Linked DNA regions of Homo sapiens: region 2 is linked to region 1. Evidence: chromatin contacts called from ENCODE Hi-C or POLR2A ChIA-PET data. All regions are on one chromosome and are shown on one strand. Each heading gives the region's core, a stretch centred on a gene start or an enhancer-like site at or near the end of the contact. The rest is flanking DNA. Distances are from core to core; before and after follow the strand shown.

What was found. A loop is a pair of places that touch in the nucleus more often than their neighbours do. ChIA-PET counts read pairs that join two places held with the same protein, here RNA polymerase II (POLR2A). Pooled maps may share reads with other maps.
Region 2: a pooled map shows a loop between it and region 1 (4-fold over the local background). The contact joins the enhancer-like site here to the promoter of MRPS26 in region 1. A Hi-C loop is called at or near these places in 1 of 168 maps with a recorded cell type or tissue (CD8-positive, alpha-beta T cell) and 8 of 50 pooled maps. POLR2A ChIA-PET finds 5 or more read pairs at or near these places in 1 of 52 experiments (BJ).

Annotation. Positions count from the first base shown.
Region 1 is chr20:3,044,634-3,047,333 of GRCh38, reverse strand. It overlaps MRPS26 (mitochondrial ribosomal protein S26), which reads right to left and starts at 1,282. Exons shown (of 4, transcript NM_030811.4): 1 at 1,054-1,282; 2 at 815-961; 3 at 597-720. The coding sequence starts at 1,265. GNRH2 (gonadotropin releasing hormone 2) reads right to left here. Exons shown (of 4, transcript NM_178331.2): 3 at 2,498-2,634; 4 at 1,587-1,648. The coding sequence ends at 1,598. RefSeq lists enhancers at 341-400, 1,741-1,800 and a silencer at 771-1,640.
Region 2 is chr20:3,549,692-3,552,391 of GRCh38, reverse strand. All of the region lies in intron 6 of ATRN (attractin), which reads right to left. Among named protein-coding and RNA genes, the nearest start is that of ATRN, 80 kb to the right of the region's middle. Within about 2 kb of position 1,336, at least 2 of the 41 ENCODE cell types and tissues checked have a DNase peak (open chromatin) inside an H3K27ac peak, as active enhancers do.

The sequences.
Region 1 (2,700 bases), core at 33-2,532:
CACTGCAACCTCTGCCTCCTGGGTTCAAGCGATTCTCATGCCTCAGCCTCCCGAGTAGCTGCGATTACTGGCGCACACCACGCCCGGCTAATTTTTGTATTTTTAGGAGAGACGGGGCTTGGCCAGGCTGGACTCGAACTCCCGACCTCAAGTGATACGCCCGCTTCGGCCTCCCATAGTACTGGGATTACAGGCGTGAACCACCGCTCCCAGCCACCCTTCTATACTTTAAATCAAGCCTCATCCATTCTCACTGCATTACTCCTAAGTGGTCTCCCTGCTTTTAAGTCGCACACCTGCTAATCCTAGCCTGAAATACTTAACCCTTCATGGCTTCATCACCTGTTATGCAAAATACAACCTCTTTGTGGAACGCAGGGTCCCTCCCACAGACCTGCTAGGTACCTGAACACTGTCCAATTACTCCGCTCACCTCCGGGTCTTTGCGCCTGACTGGCACTCTCCTCTCCAAATCCGGACCTGCCAACTGTAAGTCTCTGCACATAGCCAGCGCCCGCGTCGCGGTGCCCAGAATTCCCAGTGCCCCGCAAGCCGCGTCCCCGGCTGGAGTCCCACCCTCCGGAGACGTTGCCCACCTGCAGCTGCAGCACTTCCCGCTCCTTGCGCTGCGCCCAGGCCTGCACCTCTTCGGCCTTGCGGGCCTGCTCCAACGCCTGCCGCTGCTCCTGCTCCCGCTCCTCCTGCCGCAGCCTCGCTATCCTGTGAGGGTCAAAGGGCCGAGGCTGAGCGGGGCCCGGGCTTCTCCCAGGCCGGCCAGGCCGCGCCGCCCCGCCCCGCCTCCCGCCCCACGCACCGCAGCTCGTGCAGCCGCCGGTTCTCCGCCTGGTTCCAGGCCATCAGCTCGCGGTGCTCGGCGGCGTCCTTCAGGGCCTTGCGCTCCGCCAGAACCCCGGCTCGGGCCTCGTGCACCTTCCTCTGCACCTCGGACACGAACTCCATCCTGGGTGCAGACGCGCCAGGAATCAGCACCCTCTCCGCCCACTCCCACCGTCACCAGCGCGCGCGGGCGGCCACCTCCCCCCGGCCGCACACCTGAGGGCGCGCACGGTCTGGCGGTAGTGCTGGTAACGCTCCATCAGCACGAAGAACTCCGCAGGGTCCACCGCGGGCGGCATGTTCACTCGCTCGATCTTGGATTTGGCCAGCGGGTCGTGGCGGGTCTTGCGGCCGCGCGCTGGCAGCACCAGAGGGGCCCGGGGCCTGCACGGGGTCCCCGCGCCCAGGCGGCTCAGCGCGCGTAGCATGGCCGAGTCTCCTCACTGCGGCCGCGGTGCCGGGACGCCACCGTGCCCCGGAAGCGGCGCGGGGAACCTTGGGACCTGTAGTCCTCGGGCTGTCCCTCACGCCCCGCCCGGCCGTGTGGCCTCTGGAACCGAAGCGGCGACCCTGCGGACGTCCGCATCCCGCCCCCAGGCTCTGGCCCGGCCTTCCCGCCAGGGCCCGGGGCCATCCCTTAGTTACTCCCGCCCGCGGGGCCGGACCCGCGTCCCTCCAGCCCCCACGCAGGGAAGGGTCTCAGCGGGGAAGACAGGGAGGGGACGAAGGACAGAACTCGACGCAACAGCTTCGGAGAACCTCACACTTTATTGGAGGATGGCGGGGCGGGGCGGGGCTCTCGGGCTGCGGTCTGCGGAGGGAGAGGTGGCGGTCATGTCTCAGGACACTGGTCTCGTAACCGCCGAGCTGCCATCTTCCTGGTTCTCTCCCCTCTCGTCCCCCCCAGTCCCCATGTGGCCTCCCACAGCAGGACGCCCCCCGCCTCCCGTAGAAGCCTGAGGATCCAGCTAGTGTGGGGATCTCCAGCTCCCTTGGGCATGCCCTCTTGTCCACCCTAAACAAGCCTGACGCATAGAAACCTCAGCACATACACACAAATCAGGCGGTAAGACATTGCCTCATAGGAACTAACCACTTTCTTCTTTAGTTACCGGGCTCTCCTGATGCACTGTAAATGTTTGATTTGCAAAACAGTAGCAAACCATTTCCCCACGCCTGTCTTCTGCTATGGTCTTGGGGAGCTCTGCAGTCCCTGAGATGTTCCTAGTGCACATGTCAGTCACCACCTGGTCCTCTTGGCCCTGTTGTCTGTTTGAGTGAGGTTGCATCCCTCACCTCTTTCCACTGGCCTGGGGTCTGTCCACCTCAAGACAGTCATTGGCTTGTCAGGATGCCTGTGGGATCCCATGGCCACCACTGTCTTATAGAACAATTATCTCCTTCTAGTCTACTAGTGACTTTGGTCTTTAACCCAAGTGCTTTGTAAATTGTCTAGAATCCTCCTGGGAAATAGGAAGGATAGCAGACAGCACCCTGCTGTGTGCAGTAGGGGCACTGAGAAATGGCTGGGGGTGCTGTGGCAGGGGGCATCTCAGTGGTGTTTCATTCTCCCCACCCTCCCAGCACCCAACCCTAAGCCACAATGGCCTCTGATGACCAGTGGCTGGTCTTGATGCTGGGGACCTCTCACCCTACTCACCAGCAGTGTCCGTGCCAGGTGTCGCTTCCTGTGAAGGGACCACTGGGCCGTGGTCCTGCCCTCCCAGGGCATGCTGTCGTCCAGGGGAGCCAGGGCATCACTTGGGAGGCCATGGGCAGTCTGGACTGGGCTGCCTGCTGCAGTGTCCAGGGCCCTTCCTTAGAAGGGAACTGATGCTGTCCTCCCTACCCCGACCTCAGGCT
Region 2 (2,700 bases), core at 87-2,586, 510 kb before region 1:
GGACATGCTGAGCATAAGATGCCTAGTACACAGCCAGAAGGTTGAGATGTCAATTAAAGAGCTGGAGATAGGGGATCAGGTAAAAAGTCTAGGCTGCAAATACAAATTTGAGAGTCACCAAGTATAAAGGCCAAGATACTATATGAGGTCACCAAAAGAGTGAATAAACAGGCAGCAATGGACCAAGGGTTAAGCCCTGGTCTGACATCATTCAGAAGTCAGTCAGCTGAAGAGAAACCAGCTAAAGAGGCTGAGAAGGAATATGGAATTAAAAAAAATATCAAGGGGATGTGGTGTCCTAGAAGCCAACTAAAGAAAGTGTTTAAAAGAGGAGGGAAGGATAACTGTATCAAATGTTGGTGCCAGATCAAGTAAGATAAGAACTAAGAATGGAAAATAAAAAATTCAGCTCCTAAGTCACACTAGCCATATTTCAGGTATGAAATAACCACATGTGGCCAGTGATACAACAGGGTAAATACAGAACATTTGAATGATGCCTGAAACTTCTATGAGACAGCACTGATCTACAGAAAAGATGACCATAAAGGGGCACAGATATAGGTGAAGGGGAAATGTGGTGGTAGGAGTTTGTGGAAATCATTTTCTGACCTTTATCTTTCAAAAGAGAAGCAGGAAGCAAGGCCATTAACTGAGAATGAAAACAGAAGGAAAGGTGGTAGGAATCTGAAAAATGAAAAGAAGATATTAGAGTTAAGAAGGAGAACAGGAGAGGGAGAGAGAAAGAATCAATGAATTATGGACCCATGTGGAGATCAAACACTGTTAGGGTATTAGAGAGAAATATCTGAAAAGATTGAAAAGTGTCTCAGGTAAGATTCCCTGCAAGCAGAGCTGGAGATAGAGATTCCTGTACAAGTGATTTACTGAGGGAATACTCTTTTGACAAACATCAGGAAGTGAGACAAGCAAGGTAGTAGGAAGGAGAGGATAAGTAAAAAGGTGGTCTCAGTTGAAGTATAGCTTTGGCCTGATCCCAAGGGGAGCCCTGGAACATGAATTTTCCCATGTAGAAGCAGGGTCAGACTCATGTACCTCCATCCAGCCAGTCAGCAGCTGGGGGCCAGGGTGACCATCCCATTTCGTCCAGTACTGAGGGGTTTCTTGGGATACAAGACTCAGTGCTAAAACTGGGAGAGTTCCAGGCAAACTGGTTGGTCACTACACTAGGGGACATCCTGGGGATAGAGCATAGTATTCTAGGTGTTCCTGGGTAAGACAGCTCCAATCTGCTGAGAGAATTCTTCAGAGAAAGGGTCAGCTATGAACTGACAACAGCCAAATTGCACAGCATCAGGTGACTGGGTGCACTGCACCAGCCAGGTAAAGATAAACAGATCTGGGCAAGGCACCAACAGTGTCCACCACAGAAGAAGCAGGGTGGAATGTGGAACGTTTAGAAATGAGATTATGGAGGGGCTGCAGTTATTGATAATGACACAGTCTAAGAGGTGCCCACACAAATGACTTGCTGAGGTAGAGTCTGGAAAGAGCATGAGCCCCTGAACAACTCTGGGGCTTCCTCTGGGTTGTCCAGCCAAGAAAGAATAGACCCTGACAGGTCTCTTTCCCCCCAGAGGGAAGGGGGATGTGTAAGAAAAGCTCTGTAGAGATCCAATCTCCTACGAGATCTCTGGGTGCCACCTGTGCCACTCCTAGGGCTGGCAAACAGCTCTTCTGATGAAAAACATGAAAATGCCTAAAATCTGTGTACCTAAAAACTGTAATAAGATGTGACTTTAAATTCATATTCAGGAAAGCATTTGTTTTCCAGGCAAAGAAAATAGTTTGAATCTATGTATGGGGAAAGAAAAGAACCTGGAGGAAATCTACTAACCTGACCTGACCACTGCAGGAGTCTCATCAGAAATTAAAGGGCTCGAACAAAGGCAGCAGCAATGGGAATAGAGATTGGGCCAGTTCAATCCTACACAAAAAGAACGAAGCTGGAGGCAACAGGTTACCCGACTTCAAACTATACTCCTGGGCTACAGTAACAGTAACAGTAACAGCATGGCACTAGTACAAAAACAGATACATAGACCAATGGAACAGAATGGAGAGCCCAGAAATAAGGCTTCACACCTACAACCATCTGATCTTCAACCTCTGTCTCCCAGGTTCAAGCAATTCTCCCATCTCAGCCTCCTGAGCAGCTGAGACTACAGGTGCCGGCCACCGCACCTGGCTAATTTTTGTATTTTTAGTAGAGATGGGGTTTTATCCTGTTGGCCAGGCTGGTCTCAAACTCCTGATCTCAAGTGATCCGCCAGCCTCAGCCTCTGAAAGTGCTGGGGTTATAGGCGTGAGCCACTGCGCCTAGCCTGACCAAGTTTTATTATAGATGTTGCTCATGTTTCTCTGATTTTGCTAGACTAGTTGTGTGATGTGTTTTAATGACTATGTTTGGGGGGATGCAGAAACTAGGCCACCACTGCCATATTTCCAGAATCCCTTAATGAACAGATGCTGGGTTTTTTGACAATCTTCATTAATAGAAAATGCCTAGAAAAAAGTTCCAGGTAATAAAATCAGCAAGATTAAATGTTTATAAATTTTTTTCTACAAGTCCACCTCCATAGCTAATTCCACTATGACAACACATATTCTCCCTTCAAAATGAGCAGCACGAGATTAGCAAATAGACCTTGAAGCCTGGGACATAGTAGACAATGGTAT